Regions from separate parts of the Homo sapiens genome. Here region 1 is linked to region 2. A link is a loop called in an ENCODE intact Hi-C map of the cell type or tissue named here. Cell type or tissue: heart left ventricle. All regions are shown on one strand. Each heading gives the region's core, and the rest is flanking DNA. Links, peaks and the distances in the headings are about the cores only. Region 1 has its middle 6.9 kb from the start of RBP3. Region 2 has its middle 12 kb from the start of GDF10.

The links. Peaks named below come from ENCODE experiments on the same cell type or tissue, not always from the same donor. Only the 100,000 strongest peaks of a DNase experiment are listed, where the experiment ranks them.
Region 1: a loop joins it to region 2, with 6 times the contacts of the local background. A loop is called at or near these places in 1 of 110 quality-filtered maps.

What each region holds. Positions count from the first base shown.
Region 1 is chr10:47,337,331-47,345,666 of GRCh38, forward strand. No RefSeq gene overlaps it. Among named protein-coding and RNA genes, the nearest start is that of RBP3, 6.9 kb to the right of the region's middle. RefSeq lists an enhancer at 5,200-5,862. In heart left ventricle, for the core only: a CTCF peak has its summit at 3,442 (motif pointing left); a DNase peak (open chromatin) is centred at 3,411.
Region 2 is chr10:47,283,599-47,291,934 of GRCh38, forward strand. No RefSeq gene overlaps it. Among named protein-coding and RNA genes, the nearest start is that of GDF10, 12 kb to the right of the region's middle. In heart left ventricle, for the core only: no CTCF peak of the experiment used is centred there; a DNase peak (open chromatin) is centred at 4,121; H3K27ac peaks cover 226 bases.

The DNA of each region.
Region 1 (8,336 bases), core at 305-8,304, 54 kb after region 2:
GATGGTGCCAAACTGTTTGGTGCAGCACTAGTTGAGATGCTGCTGGGAAAGTATTTAGTGGATGTGATACACTTTTGCTACCAGTAGCCTGTACGTGAAGCAGATTATCCGCCATAATGTGGGTGGGTCTCATCTAATCAGTTCAAGGCCTGATGAGCAGTTTCCTGAGGAAGAAGCAATCAGCCTCAAGACTACAACAGAGAAACCCTGTCTGAGTTACCAGCCAGCTGCCTGCCCTGTCAAATTTGGTCTCAAGACTACAGCATCGACTCTTGCCTGAATTTGCAGTCTGCTGGGGCTTGCACAACAGATTTCAGACTTTCCAGCTCCCACAATCACATGAACCTATTATTTAAAATAAACATCTCCATTTTACATCTCCCCATAAGACTCCTTAAAGCGGGGATGTAAAAGGGAGATGTTTATTTTAAAGAATAGGCTCATGATATCTCTGGATTGTAATGATTAAATGAGAACATGGTGTACAACTGCATTTCCATATGCAAAAGAATAAATTTGCTTCCTTACCTCATAGCATAATCAAAACTTAACTCAAAATGGATCAAGGACCTAAAAATAAGAGCTAAAACTCTTAGAAGAAAACATAGGGGTAAGTCTTTATGAGCCTGGCTTTGGAAAAAGATTCCTAGATATGACATCAAGAGCAATGAAGGCAAAATTAGATAAACTGGACTTCATCAAAATGAAAACATTTTGTGCTTCAAAGGACATCTTCAAGAAAGTGAAAGATTAATCCACAGAGTGAGAGAGAATACTTGCTAATTACGTATATGATAGGGGACTTGAATCTAGCATATATAAAAAACTCTTACAACTCAATAATAAAATGATAAATAACCTAATTTTTAAAATAAGCAAATCATCTAAATAGACATTTCTGCAAGGAAGATACACAAATGGCCAATAAGCACATGAAAAGATGCCCAACTTCATTAGTCATCAGGCAGTGCAGATCAATGCTGTAATGAGATACCCCTTCACACCCACTGGGATGGCTATGATCAAAAAGTTGGATAATAATTGTTTTCAAGGTTGTGGAGAAATCAGAACTCACACATTGCTGGTGGGAGTGCAAAATTATACAGTCTCTTTGGAAAACTGGCAGTTCCTCAAAAAGTTAAACATAGAGTTACCATATGACCCAACAATCCCATGCCTAGGCATGTATCCAAGAGAAATGAAAATGTATGTTCACACAAAAACTTATACAGACATTTTTATAGCAGAATTATTCATAATAGCCAAAAGGTGGAAAAAAAACAAATTTGTATCAGTTAATGAATGAATAAACAAAATGTGGCATATGCATAGAATGGAATATTATTCAACCATAAAAAGGAGTGAACTTGAGTCCAGGAGGTGGAGACTGTAGTGAGCCATGGATGAACCTGCAACATTGATGAACCTTGAATACATTTTGCTAAATGAAATAAGCCAGTCACAAAAAGTCACATATTATACGATCCTATTCACGTGAAAAATTCCAGAACAGGAAAATCTATAGAAATCGAAAGTAGATGAGTAGTTTCTTAGAGCTGGGAGGCAGGGATGCGGGTGTGGATAGTGGGTAAGAGCTGAAGGTTACAGGGTTTTATTTTGAGGTGATGAAAATGTTCTAATATTATTGATTTTGGTAATGGTCATAAATTTCTGTGAATACTAAAAATCATTGAATTATATACTTTAAATGGGTGAATTGTATCTCAAGAAAATCATTTTAAAAAAAAGATTAAACGAGACAATCTTCATGACAGGGTACAAACAGAAGCGGTAAGTATTTTCCAAAGCCATTCTGCCTTTGTCCCAGCTACTTCTTCCCTTTTATGAGTCAAAGCATCTCCTCCAATTCCTCACTGTTAGGCTGTCCTCAGATGACAGAATCCAGGCTTTTCTTCTCAGAGACAGATCCACCGGTGGGGAAACAGATGCCCCTGTAGACCAAGTCCTCTCTGCAGCAAGGCTCAGGACACACAAGCCCAGGTTTCCAAAGCACAGGACTGTCAGGGCAGCGCCCGGCACAGGGCTTCGTGGATGTGGTGCTCCACTGAGATACCTACCTCAGCATCCCTGCTCAGCTTCTAGAAAGTGCCTAGGGTGCTGATGAAGGAGGACACTCAGGGAGGAAGATGACTCCTGTGAGTGCCTGCTAGGGACCTCCTTGCCTTAGACCACCCCGAGCCCCTGGACCAACATTCCCACTTCCTTGAATCAGTTCCACATCAGATACCTTAGGCAAGAGAGAGAGAAGGCTGCCTCCTGCTGCCTGGCCACACTTCGCACCCCCTGCTCCCTGCATACTCCGCCTTGCCCAGAAGTTGGTCCTCATGTTGAGCCCACATCCAGATGAGTGGACCCAGCCTCGCTCCCTGGACTTTAAGCCAGCCCTGGGCCCTGAGCCCTCCCTGCTCTCAGGCCTCCCCGGTGAACCCTGCTTCCCAAACCCTGCAATGTCCTGCTGTCAGATTCCCAAGGCTGTGTTCCACTAACGACTCCCAAGCCCCCTGTGTCATCCCACCTAATGGCCTGGATTCCTGAAGGGCGCCCGGGCTGCTCTGCCTGTTGGGTTCAGGCTTCACCCCTGCATCTGTCAGTGCGGGGTCCATCTCCTCCGTCTCCTCTAGACTAATGCCCTGCAGTTACTGGAGACACAGCCTTGCCACAGCCACAGGGGTCCTAGTCCCTGCTGGAGCCTCTCTCCCCACCCCACCTCCTGCCACAAGTCCGTGCCTGGGATTACGACACAAACAGGAACCAAAGCTCAGGGCAGTGTGTGTGGGATCCTCTCTCCCTTTAGCAGGTCCATGTCTCCTCAGCTCTGTGCTCTTGAGCAAGTTCTGTGCTCTCCCTGAGCCCCAGCTTTCTCATCCCCAAAGCAGAAGGAGCAGTGGCTTAGGAGAAATGGCCTGGGTGGGGAGTGATGAAGGCATCATCCATAAACACGGCACATGCCCTGCAGATTCAGACAGCAGGGACCCGACTCCGATCCTGGGTCGCTAGCCTTGTGGTCTTACCTTCCTGTTAAACAGTGTCATTCATGCATTCTCTCCAGATGCAAATTGCTTCCTCATTTCTTTGTGCAAATCAAGCCTTCCAAACAGCCTAAGGCCCCACCCTCCTGTGTTCAGTCTCTAGGATATCTCTGGCTGAAATGTACTCTGTCTGAAAACTTGAACTTCTGTCCTCACTGCACAGAAAAGGTGTCGCGCAGGGAAGGGCAGGACAGCCATGTGCTTCCGAGGGGCTTCCATCCTGCAGAGAAGGGGCTTCTATCCTTCCACCCAACCACTGTGTGGGTGATGAGCCCCTGGCTGATGGGAACTTGGTCACTATTCTGAACCCATTACACACCTCAGAACTCATCCAGGTTCAAAGGCCCTAGGCTCTGCTGCCTGACACACAGCACCCCCTGGAGGCAGCAGTGGGTAATGCACCCTCATGATTCCAGCTCCTGCTGGAATCACTGACATCAGGCAAGTGATGTCATCTTTGAGGCTGTGAATACTTTCTAATATAGATCATTAACAGCTGGAATAATCTATGTTCTGATACTTCAGTTATCGTTTTCCTCTGATGACACAAAACTGTGAAATGCTCAGTCGAAAAGTAGGAATAAGGTATAAGCCCAACCAGCCCTCCTTTCATGCTTAGCGCAATACTTCTCAGCCCCTCAAGTACTTGAAATAATATCAATTCCATACAAACTTTTCCCAGCAAATAGAAAGGGGGAGGAATAGGAAGAGAAAAAATTACTTTCCAACACTTTTATGAGGTAGACGTTACCTAGATACCAAAACCAAAAGAAAAGAAAACTTGAGAGCGATATTCCTTATAACCATGCAAAAGCCCTCAACAGAATACCAGTACATTAAATCCAGGAACATATTCAAAGGCTAATACATCATGAACAAGTGAGATTTAACCCATAAATGAGTGGCTGGTTCGAGATTAGAAAACCAGTCAATATGATTAACTATGTTAACAAACTAAAGAAGAAAAAACATCATGTTAGTAGATGCATCTGACGATATTCAAAACTCATTCACGATTTTTAAAAAATTCTCAAATTACTAGGAATAGAAAAGAATTTTCAACTGATAAAGGGCATCTACCAAAAAAAAATCTACAGCTAACTTTATATTTAATGGTAAACTGGATGTTTTCCCCCTAAGATCACGAACAAGGCACTGGAGACCCTAGCAAGAGCAATAAGGCAAGAGTAAAAAATAGCATCCTCGTGGCAGGCACCCGTAGTCCCAGCTACTCCGGAGGCTGAGGCAGGAGAATGGCGTGAACCCGGGAGGCGGAGCTTGCAGTGAGCCGAGATCACGCCACTGCACTCGAGCCTGGGCAACAGAGCGAGACTCTGTCTCAAAAAAAGAAGAAAAAAAAATAGCATCCTTAAGTTGTCAATCAAGAAATGCAACATGAACACCCCTTTAGAAAATTCCAAGGAATCTTCCAAATGTATACTAGAATAAATGAAGGAGTTTAGCAAGTTGTAAAATATATGATCAAAACATAATGAATAACTGGACATTAAAATTTAAAGAAAAAAGTGCCATTTACAATAGCACCAAAAAAAAAAAACCCCACAAAATACATGGGTATAAACCTAGCAAAATATTTGCATGATCTATATAGTGAAACCACACAACACTGATAAATAAATCAAAGAAGGCCTAAATAAGTAAAGAGATATAACGTATTCATGGGTTGGAAGACTCAGTATTGTTAAGAGGTAAATTGTCTGCAAACTCATCTATGCATTCAATTCAATCCCAATCAATAATCTGATTGTAAAGTCAATGATTTGAATCAAAAATGTATATGGATAATCAAAGGAACTAGAATAGCCAAAATAATTTTGATAAACAATAACAAAGTTGGTAGACTCAGATTACATAATTTCAAGACATATTATAAACTGTAGTAAACAAGAGAGTGTGATGTGGGTAGAAAACAGACAAATAGATGAACGCAGTGGAATAGACTGTGTAGAAATAGGCCCACACAGATGCGATCAATTGCTTTTTTATCAAGATGCCAATACAATTCGCTAGAACAAGGAAAGTCTTTTCAACAACTAGCGTGGGCTCAACTGGATATCTAATTAACTGAAAATACATCATAGACTCACGTGAAACCTAATACTGTAGAAATTCTAGAACAAAATACTAAAGGAAAGGTTTTGTGGCCTTGAGATCAGCAAAGATTTCTTAGCTGTGTCACTAAAAGCATGAATCGTAAAGGGAAAAAATGATAAATTTGGACTCATCAAAGAAAAACTTTCAATCTTCAAAAGACACAGTTGACAACATGAAAAGACAAGGCATGGACTAGAAGAAAATATTTGCAACACATATATCAGGCAAAAGTCTTACATCCAGAACATAAAAATAACTTTTACTTTATCAATAATAAGACAAACAACTGCCTCCCTTCCCCAACAAATGAGCAAAAGATTTGAACATCGATTTCACCATAGAAGACATACAAGTGGCCAATGAATACATAATAAGATGCTCAACGCCATTAATTGTTAAGCAAATACAAATTAAAATCACAATGAGATGCCACAACATACCTATTTGAATGGCTAAAATTTAACTGTCTCTCCTTACCAATTGTTGCCACTAATGTGGAGGAACTGGTAGTCTCTTGCTGCTGGTAGAAATTTAAATTTTGGAAAACAGTTGAGTCATTTCTTAAAATGTTAAATATACATTCCTATCCTAGGTATTATATTACTCCAGCAAAAAGAAAGACACACATCCACACGAAGACTTGCACTCAAATATCCATATCAGCTTTCTTTTTTTTTTTTTTTTAACAGTCGCGCTCTGTAGTCCAGGCTGGAGTGCAGTAGCACAATGTTGGCTCACTGCAACCTCTGCCTCCTGGGTTCAAGCAATTCTCCTGCCTCAGCCTCCCAAGTAGCTGGGATTACAGGCATCCGCCACCATGCCTAGCTAATTTTTGTATTCTTAGTAGAGACTGGGTTTCACCTTGTCTGTCAGGCTGGTCTCGAACTCCTGAACTCAGGTGATCTGCCCACCTCAGCCTCCCAAAGTGCTGGGATTACAGCCGAGAGCCACCACACCTGGCTCATGTCAGCTTTCTTTGTAATATTCATCACTGGAAGCAACCTGAAGGGCTATCGACAGGTGCATGGATAACAAATTGTGGTCCATCTGTGCAATGGAAGGCTACTCAGCAAACAAAATAAATGAACTATTGGTACACTCAACAATATGGGTGAATCCCACAATCATTATGCTGGGCAAAAGAAAACAGATAAAAAAAGGGTATCATTTCTTTTATAGCAAATTCTAGAAGCTACAAGCTAATCTATAGTGTTGGCAGCAAGTAAATCCATGTTTGTCTGGATATGGGAATGCAGAGGGGACTGGGGAGCAAAGGGGCACCAGGAAAACTTGAGGGCGACAGCAATATATGTTGCCCAGGTGGCGGTGAGAATTTCGGGGGGGTATGCATGTGTCAAAACTGACTAAATGATACACTTCAAATAGGTTCATTATATGTTAATTATACATCAATTAAGTAGTGAAAAAAGGACGTACTTATTAGATAATTTAAAAGGTACTGAAAAAATACAATACAGGAAACAAACAAGTGTATATGCCCTTTGACTCAGCAAGCCCAAGTTTGGGAATTTATCCACAAACAAAAAAGCACCTTAGGCCCTTAAGAACGCGTTTTCAAAAACATTTATCGCAATATCGCTGAAACAATATTGAAGTAAAAACAGAAAAAGCTTAAAATATGCCTCACAAAGGGTCAGTAAATCATCAAGAACTACTACAGGATGAGTATCCATTATCTGAAAGTTTTGGAGAAAGAAGTGTTTTAGATTTCAGATTCTTTTTGGATTTTGGAATATCTGTATGTACATAATGAGATATCCTGGGAGTGGGACTCTAGTCTAAACACAGTATTTATGCCTCATGTATGCCTTATACGCATAGCCTAAAGGTAACTATATCAATATTTTAAATAATTTTTTGCATGAAACAAAGTTGGTGTTAAGTACTTATGTGTGAAATTTTTCACTTGTGGTGTTGTGTCGGTGCTCAAAAAGTTTCAGGTTTTGGAGCATTTCAGATTTCAGATTTTTAGATTAGGGATCCCCAGACTACATGTAGCCATTAAAAGGATGAGTTTAATGAGTATACTTCAACTGGGAAGGATGTTTGTGTTGTATGTTTAAGTGAGTAAAACAAAATGCAAATTATCATCTATGCTAATAAACGGCTGACAATAGGATGGACAAATGGATGGGGTGCCCATAGATGTGTGGATGGATCTCTCCTATATGTGCACCTCCCTGCGTGTACACAGACACAGGTGACAATGGCTAGACATTCAATGCTGATTATTTGTTACTAAAGGAGGCTGGATTTTAAAAGCTTTGGAAAAGGTTTGTTTGCACATTTCTACAAAAATGAGTATGTTTTACTCCTCTGATTTAAGAAAAAAGTAAAATGAAAATACATAAAATGAATAAAAAGTCAAGGTTCAATTTGCTTTGAAGTGCATTTAAAAATGTGTTGGTTTGCAGGGGAGAGGAGGCTTGCAGGGTAGAAGAGGCTAGTGAGGCGGAGCTGAGATGAGAAAGGGGTAATAAAATGTCTGTGGTAGAATCTAGGGAGGCAGCCATTAAACTAAGGTGGCTCTAACGCCCTGATTTCCTACAAGAGCAAATTGAAATCTAACTCAGACTCATTTACTGTAAGCAGCTAATTTAAAAGAAACCGAAGCTTAAGTCCAGCCAACCACTGATGGCCAACTGGACATCAGTTGCATGGTCTCGAACTTTCCACTAGGATGTCCCAAATCATGCAAGGGCCGAAACGCTAAGCAACCAAAGCATCTGTAATATTTATTCCACTTCTGCCTTCACCCTGTGGAAGCCTCCCCTTGTGCTCCCTTGCAGAGCCCCAAACTGCCTCTTGTGGGGAGCTACCAGATTCATGAATCGCTATCTGCTCGGATAAGTTCTTTAAAATGTGAACATGTCAAAGCATTTCTTTAAATGATGGCATATAGATATTTGCTGTACCACTTGAACATTTCCATTATAAAACATCGAGGGGAAAACTAACATAAAACAATAGACAGACGAGGGCTTTGGCCACTGAAAAGACAACATCTGTGATGCAATAGGCAAGACGCTCCTTCCTGTACTGCCCAGCTCCGCTTGCTCCCTGACCATCCCTGCAGCAGCCCTGATGTGTCATTGTCCCCCTCTTAACCTGCGCTGCAGGTGCTGCAGGGCTGGGCTCTGGAGCCTGGGT
Region 2 (8,336 bases), core at 54-8,053:
ATGTCAGCAAGAAACCAAGTAAATCCCAGGAGGCCAATACTGTGAGTCCTCTGGACTGAAGAATATCTGTTGGGAGATACTCTATAGCCTGGAGCGCATTCACAGAGGTGGGAAGGAGTCAGGAAATGCACTGAACTTCTGTGTAAACAATAAATGATGGGACAGAGTAAGTGAAAACAATCTACTTTTTAAGAAATCATGCCATAGTAATTAGTAAGACTGGTTTCATAAAAGCTGAGCTCTGCTCAAGGGATATAAAATGTACTGGACATTCATCATTTTGCATGTCCCAAACAGCTCACCCTTCATCAAATAGCACATCCCTCCACCACCAAGAGCCACACACTTCCCTCCACAATTGATCCAGACTTGAGCACCTGCCTCATGCCAGGTCAATCAGTCCACCTCTGGCATCCCCAGGCTGGGCTGGCAGGGAGTCATGCCTTTCCTCCTTGGTCATAAACCATGGTGGAGAGGGCCCAGAGATGCTGGACTCATGACCTCCATACATTCACCCCCTCCACTATTCTGTCATAGGAGAGAATGATGCTGATGCCTGAGGCCAGAAGAAAATGTTTATGGCAGTAGTTGGCAAACTACAGCCCACAGGCCAAATCCAGGCCATCATCTTTTTTTTTTGGTTGGGTGGGGGGCAGGGGGGCGGACAGAGTCTTGGTCTGTCACCAAGGCTGGAGTACAGTGGTGCGATCTTGGCTCACTGCAACCTCTACCTCCCGGGTTCAAGCAACTGTCTGCCTCAGCCTACCGAGTAGCTGGGATTACAGGCGCCCGCCACCATGCCTGGCTAATTTTTTGTATTTTTAGTAGAGACGGGGTTTCACCATCTTGGCCAGGCTGGTCTTGAACTCCTAACCTCGTGATCCACCCACCTCGGCTTCCCAAAGTGGTGGGATTACAGGCGTGAGCCACCGCACCCAGCCCATCATTTTTGTATATAAAGTTTTATTGGCACACAGCCATGCCCATGCATTGACATTTTGTCTATGGTTGCATTCACAGGCAGAGTTAAAACCATATGGCCCACAGAGCCTGTAATATTGACTGTCCGGCCCCTAGAGCAAACATTCGCTGCCTGTGGGTCCGCATGGCTGTCAGAATGTTGATAGGCCTACCTTACACATCACTCTCACTTTACAGTAGCCAAGCAGTAATTACATTGTCCATTAACACCAAAGCTGTTTTCATTCTGAAGAGGGAGAAAGGGGAGAAGAAAAGAAGGAAGGGAGGGAGAGAGGGAAGAGGAGGAAGGGAGGGAGGAAGAAGGAGGAGGAGGGAGGAAGAAGGAGGAGGAGGGAGGAAGGAAGGAGGAGGAGGGAAGGGGGCGGGAGGGAGGAAGGAGGAGGAGGGAAGGGGGCGGGAGGGAGGAAGGAGGAGGAGGGAAGGGGGTGGGAGGGAGGAAGGAGGAGGAGGGAAGGGGGCGGGAGGGAGGAAGGGAAGGAAGGAAGGGAAGGGAGGGAAGGGGAGGGAGGGCAGGGAGGGAGGCTGACAATGTGGAAGTCCCTACTTTGAGTTTTCCAGAAGGCTAGCTCATCCCTTCCTCTAGGCAGTTTCGTTATCTCAGCCAATTAATCCTTCATTCTCGCTTGTTCAGTTTAGCTTTGGCTTCTATCGTCCATGATGTCTGAGTAAATCATGGAGGAGTAGCAAATCCTGCTAGAATCATAGGAAACTGACAACTGCTCAGAGCTGAGAGTTTCCGGCTGTGAACTTTTCTACCCTCCTGACTCATGATCGGGGCTCAGAAGGGAGGCCAGAGGAAAGAAGGCAGTGGAGGGGCTTCATGCCATCGAGGGCATCACCCCCATGTGTCATGGTCCCCTTCCTCCCCTCCCATGGTCCTGGAGCAAATTCCCTAACTCTCCAGACACCTTCCATGGGACAGACTCTCATCAGCCACTGTCCCCCCATGAGCCTGGGGCAGAAGACAGCCACCTGCAGGACAGCTCTGCACAGGGCTGTCTGGAGCAAGTCCCATTCCTAAGGGGAAGGAAAGGGCTGTGGAGGCAGGGGGGCTTCTGAGAGGGCTCCTGAGGGAGACAAACTTGATCCTGGGACTCTTGCAGGTGGAGAAAATCAAGGGTGGGTCTGGGGGATGACATGTCAGGCTGAGAGAACGGCTGAGGAGGCCTGTCCTTGGGAGGAAGGAGTATGTGGGCAGGAAATGAGAAGACACGCAGGGGCCTGGAAGAGAGGTGTGAAGGAGGGGCAGGGACCATGTGTTGGTGTCTGACACAGGCATCATGCCACGGAAAGGAGACAGGTGAGGTCCCACAAGCAGGAGGGTGGCAGGGGCACGTCTGTCATAAGGAAGATTGCCCTGTAGCCTTGAGGAAGGAGCCTGAAGGCAGTGGGCCTGGCATAGCGACCAGCAGCAAGAGAGCATCAAGACCTGGATGAGAAAGTGTCCGTGTGCAGAGCAGGCAGAGGGGGCTCCAAGAGATGAGCTTCACAGGACTGGCAGCCGGCTGGGGATGAGGGGAAAAGAGGGAGGAGCCAGCCATGAACCTTCAGCTCCATGGCACCATCACAGTAGGGGAGCAGGTGCAGAAGGAGAAGCAGAAGATCCCTGGAAGCAAGCTTGGTATCCCAGAGCCACTGGGGAATGCCAGCCTGAGGTCTGAGTGGAGATGCCGGATTGGGAAGTGGATGGAGACGTTCTGAAAGAGAAGGCCCAGAATAAGCAGAGAATCCTGAGCTCAGAACTTAGCAAGAAATGGAGCTGTCAGCCCAAGAGTCCAGAACTGAACCCTGCCCATAGCCTCGAGGGCTTTGAAGCCGGTGCAAGATAAGGGAGATTTCAGCCTGCACCTTGACTGCAGCCTTGAGAAAGACCCTGAGCTCAACCACAGCTGAACCACTGACCTACAGAAGCTGTGAGATAGAACCTGTGTATTGTTTTGAGCCATAATAAGTTTGGGGATAATTTGTAACTAAAACACCTTCCCTCTTCTCTCATCTTCATCTCTCCTCCTCCTCTTCCTTCCCCTTTTTTTTTCCTGTTTCTCCTCCTCTTCCTGTTTCTCTTTCCCCTCCCTCCTCCTCCTCCTTCTCTTCTTCCTGCTTCTCCACCTCTTTATCCTCTCCTCTGCTGCCTCAGTTCCCTTCAGTTAGACACAGGTGTCTCTGTGTTACAGGGACCTTGGCAGCACCAGCCCGGTCTGGCCACCTGACATTCCACCTCAGCAAACTGAAGAGCGGGGCTGTCACCACCAAGTCTGCTTAGAAGAATCCTGTGGAACAATGACTAACCCAACTTAGGATTTCTCCTGGGATTCACTGTGGCTGGGGGAAGTGTTAGGACTGGCATACACCAACCCCCTGGCATGGCACTTAGGCAGCCTCTCAGACAGGCAGCTCCACTGAGCCTCATGTGTGGTTTGGGGGAAGCCTTCTTCCACAGAAAGGAGAGAGCTGTTTCAAAAAGAAGGCAGGAAGCCATGCAGGCAGACAAAACAGCTAGCGAAGGGTGGAGTAGCAGGGTGGAGGGTAGGGTAGAGGAGACTGGGGCAAGGGGCCAGGCCATCAGAGTGCCCAAGGCAGAGCTCCAGGATGAAGGGCTGCCTGGGGCAGAGGGGAGAGCTGCTATGTCCCAGAGCCAGAGGGTGGGTGAGAAGAGGGAGGGTACATTCCACCTGCCACTCAGACCCCATGGGGAGGCGGCAGGGTGGGGAGATCCACTGATAGCTGAAGTCACCAAAGAAAGAGGAGATTGTGATGCCTTCCAGGTCATGGAGTGGGCACTGCGCTGGCTGGCACCAAAAGCATGGCTGAGGAGGCCAGGCTCAGAGGGGTTCCCAGACGTGCTCCACTCTAAGTGACCTTGGGCAGTCCCCGGTCTGTTCATTGTCTGCACCATGTGAGGTAAGGGGCAACTCGAGGGCTGCAGCAGCTGCCAACCCTTCCCTGCACTGGCAGCCTCATCTCCCCAGGTGGAAAGCGCCTGTAAATCTCAGGAGCCAGTGGGCGGGGTGCCCTGCAGGCTTTCATACTCGCTCGGCCAATGTCTGCAGGCTGCCGTGCCAGTTTCCTAACGCTGCATAATACACGTCCACAAGTTTAGCAGCTTAAAACAGCACACATGTGTTATCTCACAACTTCCACGAGCCCGGAGTCTGGTCACAGCTTGGCTGGGCTCTCCAGTCAGGTTCCCACATGGCTGCCATCCAGATATTCTCCAGGCTGCAGACCTTTCCGGAGCCCAAGTCCTCCCTCTCCCAAGCCCCTAGCAGCTGTAGTATGAGGGCCCCACTTTCCTCTGGGCTGTCATCAGGGATGGCTCCAGCTCCTAGAGGCCTATGACAGGACCCTTCGTCAGGACATGGCCAGCATGGGAGCCCTCTCTTCATAAAGGGCCCAGGCCACCATTCAAGGGCTGTCACCGGATTAAGGCAGGCCCACCCAGGATAATCTCCCTTTTCATTCCATCAAAATCAGCGGTTTGGGGCCTTCAATTAGATACACACAAAATCGCATGACCTCTGCCATATAACACAAGTGAATCCCAGGAGTGACATGCGTCATATTCAAAGGCCCCACCCCAACTCAGGATGGAATTGCTATGGGCAAATGCACCAGGAGCAGAATTCTGGGGACCACTTTAAAATCCTGCCCCCAAACCTCCCTGTGTCTCAGCCCACACTGGGTCCTGGAGCAACAACAGGGAGTAAGAAAGACTTAGCGCTCAAGGCCCTTGCTGGCCTGATGCAGATGAGACGTGGAGAAAGATTGTTCCACACAGTGGGACGTATCTTACAGGAAGACATGACTATCTCTGAAACGCAGGGGCCAGGACCTTTGCAAAGAATGGAGTCTTGGGGCTGGTTTTTGCAGGACGCTTATTCACCTGAGTCAGAGGGGCTCCCAGGCAGGAGAAATTGCTGGTGTAGGCATTGCCCAAGTCGCCATCCTTCAGTGAACCACCTTCACCATGCCTGCCATCGTTATCATTTACTTAGCTGTTTTTTAAAAAACCCACTCACTCCGTTTTACTTAAATTTATTTTAAACAGAATCTTTAAATCTCAAGTATAAATGGAAAACCAGCATTCCTTGTTATAAATAGAAGTTAACCATAAAAATAAATAAAAGAAACATGGGCTTATGAATTTCTTATGAACCTGCCAGCTGCTTTTCCTGTGAACAAGGGGAATCAGGAAGTGTGAGAGAGATGTTAGAGAAATACCAGAAGAAGAATGATATTTTTCAGAAAGGTGGAAAGGGAATAAGGAAGTAAGCAGTTGTCATGTTGGGACACATGGCCACTCTAGGTGCCTGGGTCCTGCCATCTCATGTGCAGCACCCCAGAACCAGGCTCAGGGGTGGCAAAATGAGTGTGGCGGGTTTATGAGGCCAGAACCTAGGAACGTCACCACCCGGAAGGGGTGAGAGAGGCTGCTGGACAGAGGGGGAAGTTGACTGGAATGCGATTACAACGGGGGCTGTGGCTGTTCCCACAGGTAGCTCTGGAGTTGGGATGGTCCCTCAGTGTTGTCCCAAATTGAGACTAGGGAGCCCAGACTTTTTTGTACAGCCGTGTGGTCCCAGCTGGGAGATGCAGCGGCCCTGGGGAAGAGCAGGCATGGCCACGGGCTGGGCAGCTCCTTTAGGCTGCAAAGGGCAATTCCTGGGGAGGGTTTCAGCCAGGAGCCATCAGCAGGCACCACCCCTGAAAGCTGGGAAATGGGGGCCTCAACCCTGAAGGGTAGAGCTGGGCAGCTCCACAGTGTCCTCTACAGGCTTCCCTCTCCACAGCTGCATCCACTTGTTTTGTATAATCCGGTCCTACCTGGGAACAGCTCCCCCAGGATGCTCCCTGGTCTCTTTTCCTGGGAAAGCTTACAAGAGGAAGAAGGTTAAAGGGGTGATCACAGTACCTGTGCTGCAGCTGGGCTCAGGACCATGGGTACTCACCAATTCCCTCCTCTGCCACCCATTCCAGGTTCTCTTCCACCTTGGCTAGTGCCTCTGCTTCTCTAGGGGCTCACCTGGTGGGTGGCGCAGACTCACGCCCCAGAGAGTTGTCATGCCCTTCTCAAGCTGTGGCTCCTTCCCTTGTCCATTTGTCATCAGAATTGGGCAGGGAGGCACCAGGAAATGACCCAGTAGGTCACCTGGATGCTAAAGACATCCTCCCTGTCCCAGTGTGTGACAGCACAGGTTTGATGACCTGTGCAGGATGGAGACTCCCCTCCTTCCCACCAGTCTCTAGACGTAGGAGCTGGTGGTGGTTGGCAGCACCTGTCACTGAACATGAAAAGGGAATCTTGCCATGTCCCCTGGAGGAAGCATTCCTCCTCTGGGCACCAGGACCTTTAGACCCACTGTGCCGAGCATTCAGGCAGCACAGATTCCCCTGGTGGGCCACTAAGTGTGACGATGAGCAATGCCACTCCTATTTCTGTGCCTTGGTTCCTGGACCCATGATTTCTACTGACTGAGACACAGCAACACATATTGACCATTGGTTTGGGGTGAGTATTGTGTTGTGGAGGATGGCCTCCCACCCTCTCAGAGCATCCTCTCCAGATGGTGCTTCAGCCGCACTTTCCAATGCTCTACCACGGAGATGCGCCAGAACTGGTATATCCCATTGGCCTGTGTTCACTGTGGTGCCTCCTTTGCTGCGAGGTGAGTCCTTTGGTTCCATGCTCTGTCACACAGGATCCTGAAGGAGGATATCAAATGCTTTCTAAGTTTTGTGGTGCTGACTGAGGCTCTGCAGGCAAAAACAGCAAACCAAACCCAGAATATGTGTAGACTCCAGACCAGACGAATCACTGCTCTTTCCAGGGTGGAAAGAATCCAGTTAATCATCCTTCCACCAGGTAACTCGTGTGCTCAGCCAGGGGCAGGCCATATCACAGGCTTGGCATTGGTCTCCCTTGCTGGTTGGCTGCACACTGGGAAGTGGCAGAGCTAGATTGGCCCTGGTCAGTTGGCACTCATGCTGCCATGCTATCCACAGCTCCCATTCCTGCCACAGCAGCTCCAGGCAGGCACTCATTCTGACTGATGGCAGAGGCTGCTGATGTCAACTGACAGAGCCAGTCTATATCCTTGGCTGTCTAGTGTTTCTTCCACAGTGGGTACTCTCTGGTGGACGCTGACATGCAATATAAAGATCCTCTCACTCCCTGCCGACTCCTGTAGGCCTATTCATATGCCTTGTCCACAGGCCTCCGTAGCCCTGACATTTCAGATGTTTTCTTCCAGTCCCCAAATCAACTAATCAAGCCATTTCCCACTGCCCCAAAATCCCTCAGGTCACTTTTCTTTCCATATAAGGTGGATGACCAACTGTACCCCCAAAGCTCTGCCCATAAGGAGGATTTCCCTTCATTGCTGCTGTCTTTCAGGGTCATCCCTGAGTTAGGATACAGTGCAACAAAAGTCCATTTTTACTTTATACCCATATACCAAGTCTACTTCTCCCTGCGCCAAACTCATACATTTTCCTTCTCCATCACCTTATCATAAGGGACCCCCACGTGGTCACAGGTATGAAATGAAAGAGAAGCACAGGTGCACAGTGGTAGATGGCCTGGAGGTATGAGCCACCTACTAGTGCAGCCTCACTGCACCCCCAACACTGCTCATGTGCATCCCAGATGGACCACTTCCATCTTTGATGAGTTACTGCTGGGCCCACCCAAGCTTATGGACCATGTAGACATGGTGGATCTACAAGAACACAGCTCATGACAGGCAGTTCTGGCTGCATGATCACCTGATGGTGCATGATTAAGCTCTTCATCTCGAATGAAGCCCAGTATCAGGAGGTGCTTTTCAAAGGGCATATAATTCTCTGCTGCAGATGGCTTGGACTCGCTCCTATTGAACCTTGCCACAAATCCCACATGATATCTGTCTTCCACAGATACCTGTAATACCACAGGTCTGACAGCTCCTATGATCCAAGCAGCTGGGCTGCTTGCTCACAGCCTAGACAGGTTGCAGATTTCTTTCCTGCTCTGGGTCCACTCACAGCTGGCATCCTCCTGTGTCCCTCTGGGTCAGAGTAGCATTCACAACGATGGAACTTGTCATCTCCAGAGCCCAAAAAAGTGCCAGGAATTGTTTATTCTTAGAGATGGGAAGTGCAAGATACAATGTGTTTTCTATTTTGGAGGGAATGTTCCAAGTTGCTCAGGCCAAACCTCTATGTTTGGATGTTTTGTCTCCTCCAAATCTCATGTTGAAATGTGACCTCCAATGTTGGAGGTGGGCCTAGTGGGAGGCGTTTGGGTCATGGGGGCAGATCTCTCATGAATAGCTTGGTGCTGTCCTCGCAATAATGAGTTTGTTCTCACTCTGTGG